Linked DNA regions of Homo sapiens: region 1 is linked to region 2. Evidence: read pairs that join two places in POLR2A ChIA-PET (ENCODE). Cell type or tissue: MCF 10A. All regions are shown on one strand. Region 1 overlaps MED13L (mediator complex subunit 13L). Region 2 overlaps MED13L (mediator complex subunit 13L).

The links. ChIA-PET counts read pairs that join two places held together with the same protein. Peaks named below come from ENCODE experiments on the same cell type or tissue, not always from the same donor. Only the 100,000 strongest peaks of a DNase experiment are listed, where the experiment ranks them.
Region 1: POLR2A ChIA-PET joins it to region 2 with 5 read pairs; 3 of 35 experiments call an interaction of 5 or more read pairs at or near these places.

Annotation. Positions count from the first base shown.
Region 1 is chr12:115,953,892-115,958,891 of GRCh38, reverse strand. It overlaps MED13L (mediator complex subunit 13L), which reads left to right. Exons shown (of 31, transcript NM_015335.5): 31 at 1-316. Among named protein-coding and RNA genes, the nearest start is that of LINC02463, 70 kb to the right of the region's middle. In MCF 10A, no CTCF peak of the experiment used is centred here; no DNase peak of the experiment used is centred here.
Region 2 is chr12:116,219,886-116,224,885 of GRCh38, reverse strand. All of the region lies in intron 2 of MED13L (mediator complex subunit 13L), which reads left to right. Among named protein-coding and RNA genes, the nearest start is that of MED13L, 55 kb to the left of the region's middle. In MCF 10A, no CTCF peak of the experiment used is centred here; a DNase peak (open chromatin) is centred at 2,325.

The DNA.
Region 1 (5,000 bases), 270 kb after region 2:
TCAGAACCTTTTTTAAATGTAAAAGCTGTACATTTCTGGGAAGTTCTGAATTTCTTTTGTTTCCTTTTTTCCTTCAAGCATTTTGCAGTGAGCTTCTTTTATATATAGCAAACAATTTGAAAGAATACAAAAATATGTGAAGTTCATTTAAAAAAATAACTACAGTATAGCGCTGGTACAGTACACTAAAAGACTTTGATAAAAAGAAACAATAATAAAAGGCCTCCATTTTAAATGTCATTCATATATACCTTGTGGATGAGAGCTATATACTTTTACACACTTTTTTAGAGGAATAAATTATTGAATTACTGAAGCTTTGAGTGGCTTTTTTCCCTTCCTCTCCTGCCTTTGTATAAAATTATCTACACCTGTTTGAGAGGTGCATGTATATGTATTGAATAGCCCTAGATTAGTAGCCAGGCCTCTACCTTCCAGTCAGTGCAATGGATGTAGAATTTTACCACCCTGATCACCCCCCTAACAGCTGTTCTGAAATGGTATTCTCATGCTCCAGGGCACAAGTACACTCCCCCATCAGTTTTTACATGCTAACACACACAACACCGAATCAACTGCTGTGAGTCGATGAGCTCTAATGGTGTCTCTCAGCTGTAAGATTGTGGTCAATTCTAGCACAAATGACAAGTCTGTATCTTATATTCCACCGCCTTTCTCTACACAGTCTCAGCCAGTTTCTTTATGATGTCTCTTAGAAATGACAGATACATCTCTCTCTGCTGTTTTCCTGATTCACAGGCTGGTGACGGGAGTTTGGCATCTGATACACCACACGCAAGTCCCTGTTGGCTGCACACCATCTACCATGCTGTTCCCTTCTTGGGTCCATCAGCTAGGAAAAGCCACATGTTCTAGCAGGAGTTGCGAGGGTATATTTCGTATACTGCCCTTGCAAAATCTCTCATTAAAAATGGTTAAACCCCAGGACTTGGCAGAGCTTACAATAAACATTTGAATAATTGGAAAGGCCTTGCTTTTAATCTGCCTTCATCATTTTAGAAATATACGTTGTTCTGAACCTAACATTATCAGAATCCAGAGATAAAGCTATTGAGACAACTCAACCTTCTGTTACTTCATCTGCAAATGAGGGATGAGGATGATTGCATGAGAAATGCTTTGCAAACTAAAAGGCTTGTATCCATGTTACAGCTGCACTGTTGAAGAAAGACTGAGAAAAGTGAGGCCAACTTTTTGGTTAAAAAATAATAGTGATCTCATCCAGTTACTGCCTTACATATATAACTTTTATATAGTCCTGCAGCAGCTAAATAATCAGAACTAGGAGGTACTTTTACAAGCATTCAGTAGCTTCAATGCTTAGCTCATACGTTGGGTGGTACTATATTCAACAATTAGTGTTGGCTTTATAGTAGGAATGTCATTTTCATAAGTGCCCCCACCTGTACCAATTCAGCAACCGCAGCTAAATCTCTTTGAGGTAGGATAAATGAATGCATTTAAATGTCTTCCAAGTTAGATGTAGATAAGCCATCAGCCTTCAGCAGTTTGCATCACCCAGATTCTGCTCTTCACACCAGTTCATTCCCTCCAACCATGTGATTATGTAGTTTTTGGTTTTACTGTTCAGGAAGTCATGAGCAAAGGTATTTGTTACCAACTGGGCATCAAAGAACCACTAAAAATCTTTATAAAAGTACAGTTCGTCAATGAGTTTTTAAAAGCAAACCTCGTAAGACATACTGCAGAAGCATAAGCCACATATTGAAAACAGTCTTTGCCGCTTGTCATTTACAGTCAAGCCAGTATAAAAAGGAAATCGTGCTTTGGAATTCACCGCACGCCCAAATCCTATCAAGATGCAATTTTCACTTATTACCGTGTTATTTTGGTGTTAAACGATTCTCTTGTTTATATTCCCTTGACAAAAAGGTCACTTTAGCAGTAATTATTTCATGTCATTAATACCTAATGAGACACCACTAGAAAATTCTGTTGTGCCAGGTAATTATAGAGGGTTGTAATGTTTGCCCTGGGCATCCTGCTCTGCCTGGAACCAGATTTACCAGTCTTCCTCCACTTTGCTTACAATTCCAGGGTCACGTTTAAAAAAGATTTTTTGACACTTAACTGCTTCTAGCTAGAACGCTAAATCATGAAGCAGTTAAGAAATAGAAGTTGATGAGAAAGTTTAATCTCCAGGAAGAAGGTTGGACATAACCAAAGTATTGATTTTTCTCTGTAAAGGCTATTTCCTCAATGAATTCAAGTTCCCAGGTGATGGGAAGACCCGAAGACAGACATTCCTGTTAGTCCCACTTTTTCTTTGTTTTCTTTCAAACAAGCAGGGAAGTGAGGAAAGCACAGGTTCAGTTTTAATAATCTGCTAACATGGCACTTGTCTGGGCTGTTACCCATATGGGTCAAACCATGTCTGTCCTGGAGTGTGCTTGAAATTCACCCAGTGATCACAGCATGCAGACACGTTGAAATTGGCAGCATCTCTGAGCATTTCTCTGGCTCCTGCTGCCTAGTGTATACCTCTTTTGCCTTGCTGTTGGGTGAGGCATGTTTCAATCTACTTGTTTTATAAGACTAGACAATATTCAGTAAAATGGGCCACCCCAGAGCTTAGAACAGAAGCTCTGGGAAAAAAAATATCTAATACGAGGAAGTATTCGTTGTGGGGGAATGTCAATTTAAATAATTTAACATGTAAAATAGTAATTGTCTTAATTTAGGCTATAACGTTTTTCAGTAAGCATTTTCACGTTAGCTTCTCATAAATCTTAGTTTGTTCACTTAGAGGTCTTGATGTTCTTATTAATTTCGATACATTATTTACATATATAATTTCCTGTCTGCTTCCTTTGAAGTATGTGATTTTTTTTTTAATTGTAGAGGAGACACAGTTTCTGTAATTATACATACACCAGTGTTTTTTGTTGTTGCTATTTCTTGTATTACTGCAAAGCTTAGGAGGTTTTCTCTCTTAGGTCTAGGGGTCAAGATCACGTTTGCTTGATAAGATGAACCAATGAACTTCCCCGTCATTTTCCGTGAGCCCAAAGAGTTTATCTTTCATGACACCAACTTTCTATTGGGCTGAGACTGAATAAAGGACTGAAGTAGGCACTCACGAAATGTTTGTCAAATACTGATACTGTTGAAAGAGTAGAATTAGTTGCACCTCAAAAATCTGAAATAATTTACCAGTAAATTCATCAGATCCTGATGCCTTTTGGGGAAGCGGTTTACAAAACAGGAATTTTTTTTTTTTTCGTTTTTGGTTGATTTGGGGTTTCCATTTCTTTTGTTGATTTTGTTAATTTAGATTTTTACAGGAAAAAAATGAGTTTTTCAAATGTATTACTTAATGCAATGGTGCAGAATACCCCCTTAATTTTGAAACTTTTTGGTGATGTATGCTCTTTTCCATTTCTAGCAATATTAATGCTTTTATTCCACCTCGATTGATTTTTCTAGCAGTTTGATTTTTTTTTTTTAGTTTTTGTTTGATTTTTCCAAAGAAACAGCTCATGGACTTAACAATTCTGCTGTTTGTACCTTGGCTTTGTCTTCTTATTCTTTTTCCTAGTTTCCTTGAGAGTTATGTTTCATTTTGCTTGAATTTTAATTGCCTGCTTAGTTAATTTATTTTCACTTTTGATGATATAGGCATTATAGCCTGGGGGCTTCTGGATGTGTTGGCCCTCCTCAAATTATATGCAGAATTCTTCATGTGCATTTTTTTTTAGGGAGACAGTCTTTGTATCAGATTCTCAGAGATGTCAAACCCTAAAAGGGATAAAATTGCTTTTATCGTTTGAGATGTCAAACGCTAAAAGGGATGAAATCTGGCACTAGATTTAAGTTGATTACATCCTACAAGTCTTGATGCTTAATGTTTTCATTTTTATTTTTATACTCTTGGTTCTTTATTTCTTTTTTGATCCGTTTTTGTTAAGGAAAATTCTCTTAAAGTCTCTCACGCTGTAATATTCTCCTATGCTACAACATAATCTTGCATTCTCTGAAATCTTCAAAACAAGGTGTGTCCTATTTCATGGGCAGTGTTGCCTAATATAAATAGAATGTGAACCATACATGTAATTTAATATTTTCTAGAAGCCACATTTAAAAAGTAAAAATAAACAGGTGAAATTAATTTTAATATATTTTATTTAACCAAATATATCCAAATTCTTATTCCATGTCAACCTAAAATCAATATGAAAATTATCAGTGAACTATGTAGCATTCTTATTTTTGCAGTAAGTCTTTGAAATCTGTATGTAGTTAACATTTACAGCACGTCTACATTTGGATGCTAAATTTTCAATAGTTGAGGAAAAATGTAGTTCTATCAAAAAAAAAGGGATTTAGCAGAAAAAATGCACTGCTTCCGTTTTTAAATTAAATTTAAATTAATTAGACTTAATAAAATTAAAAGATTAGTTTCTCAGTCACACTCACCGTATTTCAAAATGATCAACAGCCACATGGAGTAGTGGTGATCCTATGGGCCAGTACAGCTGGGGTGTAAGATTTGGTAGCAACTAATTGTGTCTTGAGTATATTGTTTTTGTTTGTTTTCTACACCCCATTCGGACCTCAACCTCTGTCCCAGGCAGGCAGTAGGAGTTAAAATTTCCTGCTGGAAGTTTGGTCTTCCTTTGTACTTCCTTACTGGTGCATAAAGGTTTAATGATGTTTATGTATTATATAATTTATCTCTGTATAATCACCCTTTGTTCTGCATAATGCTCTTTGCTTTAAATTATCCTTTTAATACCGCCCCTCTTTCCTTTGATTAGAATTCCAGTGTTATATCTTTGGCCCACCACTTATTTTCAACCTTTGTCATTTTGTGTCAGGTGTACTTCATACAAACTCTTGTATTTTATTTCTTAAGAGAACAATACTATTTTTATTTGAATAGGGTAATTTTTGCCTTTGCATTTCCTGTTTCATGTTATACTTTGACTTGTCAGCCAATTTTTATAAATACACATACA
Region 2 (5,000 bases):
GCAACATGGTGAAGCCTTATCTCTACAAAAAAATTAAAAAATTAGCTGGGCATAGTGGCGTGTGCCTGCAGTCCCAGCTACTTGGGAGGCTCATGTGGGAGGATCAGCTAGGCTTCGGAGGTCAAGGCTACAGTGAGCCAAGATTGTGCCACTGCACTCCAGCCTGGGTGACAGATTGAGACCCTGTCTCAAAAACAAAACAAAACAATAACAACAACAAACAACAAACCCCAAACGGTAAGGTGTTACCATTGTTACATGATTTCTTATATTTAGAATTACCACCATTTATTTGAGCCTCTATTATTTTAGGTGCTATGTAGAATACAGAAATGAATTGGAAACATTTTTGCATTTCAGGAGCTCAGAACCTAGTAGAAGAGAGAGTATATACACACAGAGCATTGTTAAAGGGTAGAAAGTAAAGTCTCCTATGTGGGGCCCATGGTATTACTGGAGTTTTATGTGAGAGGCTGAGCCTTGAGGACGAGTTGATTTTTGGGCATAATAACCTTAAAGGGTAGATAGAATTTGGATACATGGCTATGTCAGGACAAGCATGTGCGTGTAACTGCACATTCAAGGATCTACAGTAGGGAAGTTTGAGATGTGTATTGGGGAAGAGTTAAAGATGAGAAATTGATTGAAAATGAACATTTGGGCCTCTTGGAGCTTAAACACTAGGCTAAGTAGTTTGGGCTTCATAGGTAGTTGGGATCTTAGAGGGTTTTTGAATAGGACTTAGATAGAAGCTCCCAGCAGATTATAAACTGTATGGGGATAGGACCTGCATCTGACTTTTGCCCATCATTGTAATTCCAGGACCATCGTAATGCCTGGTACATGTGCTCGCTTTGGCAGCACATACACTAAAATTGGAACGTAATTCCTGGTACATATTTGTTGAATAAACCAGTGAGCAGATTTAATGAATGTAATAGAAGTTTGTGTAAAGATTATCAGTCTAGCACCATTGCATGCTAGGAAGACTTCCTGGTGTCCTGGAACACATAGGAAAACATGATGACATGATGTTGTTATAGGATATTGTTTTAAGGAGAGATGTGGCCACATTTGAAAGATTTTCTTGATGCATTGAATTCTTTTTTAACTGCATTTTGAAAAAACAGTGATATAATTTTCTTCTCTTTTTGCAGTATCTTATTTTTTATTTTATTTTTGAGATGGAGTTTTGCTTTTGTCGCCCAGGCTGGAGTGCAATGGTGTGATCTCTGCTCACCGCAACCTCCACCTCCCGGGTTCAGGTGATTCTCCTGCCTCAGCCTCCTGAGCTGCTGGGACTACAGGCACGTACCACCATGCTCGGCTAATTTTATATTTTTAGTAAAGACGGGGTTTCGCCATGTTCGGCTGATTCTGAACTCCTGACCTCAAGGTGATCTGCCTAACCCGGCCTCCCAAAGTGCTGGGATTACAAGCGTGATCCATCGCACTGGGCCTGCAGTATCTTATTTTATAGTCTGTAGTTGAATTTTTTAAATGGAAATTTAAAAAGTTTTTTAAAAATTGAATAATTCTTCATATTTTTTTTTAGTATTGTAGATAGCAAGTAGTTTGAGCATTTGACCAAAATCATATTTTGTAATTGTCCCATAGAACAGATGGCTGTGGAAGAGCACTATTTATTAGGTTAAAGTGCTTAATAATATTTATGTGTCAGAATCCTTATAAATACATTAACTTATAAATACATCATGGATTGAATGACATTGACTGTCTTATGTAAGTTATAAATTTCCAGTCCAACACTGGAGTTGGTATTTGCTGCATGGCAATGATAAGTAATATGGCTTAGCTGAGGCTCTCTCTGAGAAAGTCCTGAACGTTTTACTATAGAATCAAATTGACAATAGCTTTCATTGAGCTTTCTATCTTTCACTCTGGAATCCTGAGTTAATTACTGGCTTCTGTAAGTGTCGTGGCAACAGACTACATGATAAAATGAGATTGTACGATTTAGGCAAACATTTTCAATGAAATCTTTAATAGTTTTTAGTGTTAGTGTACATATTTTGTCCAGTTGTTTATCAAAATAGCCTTTGGGTTGCATCTCCTTTCTAAATATTTAAGATAGCAAGTTAGTAGATTGCAAGTTGTATGATTTTAAAGTGGCATTTTTCAAAGATTATTAAGGTACATACATGTTAAACAAGGTACATCTTCTCCAACGATGCTTGCAAACACACTCACACACATACCTGGAGTTGCTTGAATTCCCTATATTAGTTGAAGTTTTGGTTTGGCAACACCTGAAATGCCGCCATGTTTCCCAGAAGATGCTCAAAGAGTACTTGTATCATTAGTGAGTCAGACTTTCCTGGCCAGGAGCCATCTCTCATTCTCTTTTTCTGTTTGTGAACATAGCTCAGCTGGCATTACAGCATAGGTCATGGATTTTGGATTACTCCCTTCTATTCACCCTCACATATCCAAAATGGAACAGAGGCCGGGAAGAAATAAATCTATCATTCTTCTGTTATCCTTCGCCTATGGAGAGGTAGAGGTCATAAGATTAAGTGTAGAAAGTAAAAATAAGGAATGGAGTGTTCATACAATGCCACTTCTGTGACGTGTCATTGCAGGCAAGACATTTAAATTTGCTTGTCTTCATTCTTGTCTGTACTATGGAAATTATGTCTTTATTTTATGGTACAACATGAAGTGAATGTGAAAAGCAGCTAGATTTAACTGTTGTGTAAATGCATTTTATAGCCATATATTTTTAAATGAACTCTACTGTCAGAATATTAAAATCTTCATGATTTTAGATGCTAAATAAGGATATAATTTTGCTTTTCATAATTTTGGCCATACTTTCTACCTGTATAAAATTTGAGTTGTTTTCCACCTAGCATTGTCAATATAGTCTTAGTTAAATTATATATGGGCATTGGATGTTTTAAAATGTGGTCTTTTATAACCACTTTCTGTCTTTGGCTGTGCAAGAATGATTATAATTATTTATGCCCTTGCTCCTTATGGGGATTTGAATAAAAAATAATTTTTCATATTATTTTAAATAGGGATTGTGATCTAATCCCTTAAAAATTAGTTTGATGTCTCTTAATTATCGGTTGATCAGAGTGTTTTTAAACTTTTTATTAGTATCACATAGAATAAGCAAGAGTATTTGATTAACAAAGATTATTGTTCCAGATTCATGCTGCATGATATATAATAAACCTGTTTCCTTTTCCACATTTGATTTTTTGTTTATAGAATAATTTTTATTTGTGCTCGTTGTGCCTAATTTTATAGTACCAATAAACTAGGAATGAATGAAGGTTTGAAAGAATTATATATTGAAAATTGGGAACCAGAAAATAATCAGATATTTATGGTTAGTTCATAGGTACTAGGCATTGTGGTAGGTGCTTGGTAATCAATCTTGCAGTGTAAAGTAGTTTTGGGTTTATTCTTTCTTTCAGAATATTAACTTGAATGAATTTCAGGGAAAATTTTGATACTACTCATTTTTTTTTTTTTTTTTTAAGACAGGGTCTTACCCTGTCACCCAAGCTGTAGTGCAGTAGCGTGATCACAGCTCACTGCAATCTAGACTTCCTGGCTTAGGTGATCTTCCCACCTCAGCCTTGTGGGTAGCTGAGACTATAGGCATGTACCACCACACATTGCCAATTTTTGTGTTTTTTATAGAGATGGGGTTTCACTGTGTTGTCCAGATTGGTCTTGAACTCCTGGGCTCAAGCCATCCACCTGCCTCAGCCTCCCAAAGCGTTGAGATTACACACATGAGCCACCACTCCCAGCTGCTAATTTGTTTTTATACTTTCTTTTGTGTTTATTAAACTCATTTTTATTTAATATGTAGGATAGAGTTAGTAGTTATCAAATAAGTGGCAGCTTTTACCGCATCGAGATTGTTAACTTAACCTAGTTGAACACTAGAGGGACTTCAAACTAATCACTGAAGTTTGAGTTCAGTAGTATATTCAGTAGTATATACTTTGTTTAAAAGTGCAGAACCACACAGTTTTTTCCCCCAACTCTGTGGTTTTCATAAGACTAAGTATTATGCCTAAAATTTTACCTGGTAACTTATTTGGTTAATTAATTCTCAGGTTAATAGACCATATATAAAATGTAACCTCTGCCAATATATGTATATCAAAGCAAAAAACTTTTGTTTATGGCCCCTTTATTTTGAGACAGAGTCTCGCTCTGTTGCCTAGGCTGGAGTGCAATGGCACAATCTCGGCTCACTGCAACCTCCGCCTCCCGGGATCAAGTGGTTCTCCTGCCTCAGCCTCCCAAGTAGCTGGGATTACAAATGAGCACCACCATGCCTGGCAAATTTTTGTATTTTTAGTAGAGATGGGGTTTCGCCATAATGGCCAGGCTGGTCTTGAACTTCTGACCTCAAGTGATCTGCCCGCCTCGGCCTCCCAAAGTGTTGGGATTATAGGCATGAGTCACCACGTCCGGCCCTATGTTCTCTTTTAAAATCCAGCGCGTGTATTTTGATGGTCTAAGAGAAGTGGGAATCTGGAAGTTGGCTATGTAAATAATAGTTTTCTCTTGGAAATCTCGAGTAGGAGGCAATAGAGTTTAGAAGAAGTAAATATTAATTTAAATAGTAATTCAGATTATTATTTTATGGAGATTTTAATTGATCCCATGATTATTTGGTATGTTTTGTGAAAAGATTAGTTTATAATGGCATTAACAGCTTAAGCTAGTCTGTTACAGCTTTAGTTCACTTAGGCAGTGTTACAGATAGTTTTGCTATATCATTTTAAAAACTGGTAGGCTGGGTGCGGTGGCTCACACCTGTAATCCCAGCACTTTGGGAGGCTGAGGCGGGGTGGATCACGAGGTCAGGAGTTCAAGACCAGCCTGGCCAAGATGGTGAAACCCTGTCTCTACCAAAAATACAAAAATTAGCTGGGCATGGTGGTGCGCACCTGTAATCTCAGCTACTCGGGAGGCTGAGGCAGAGAATTGCTTGAACCCGGGAG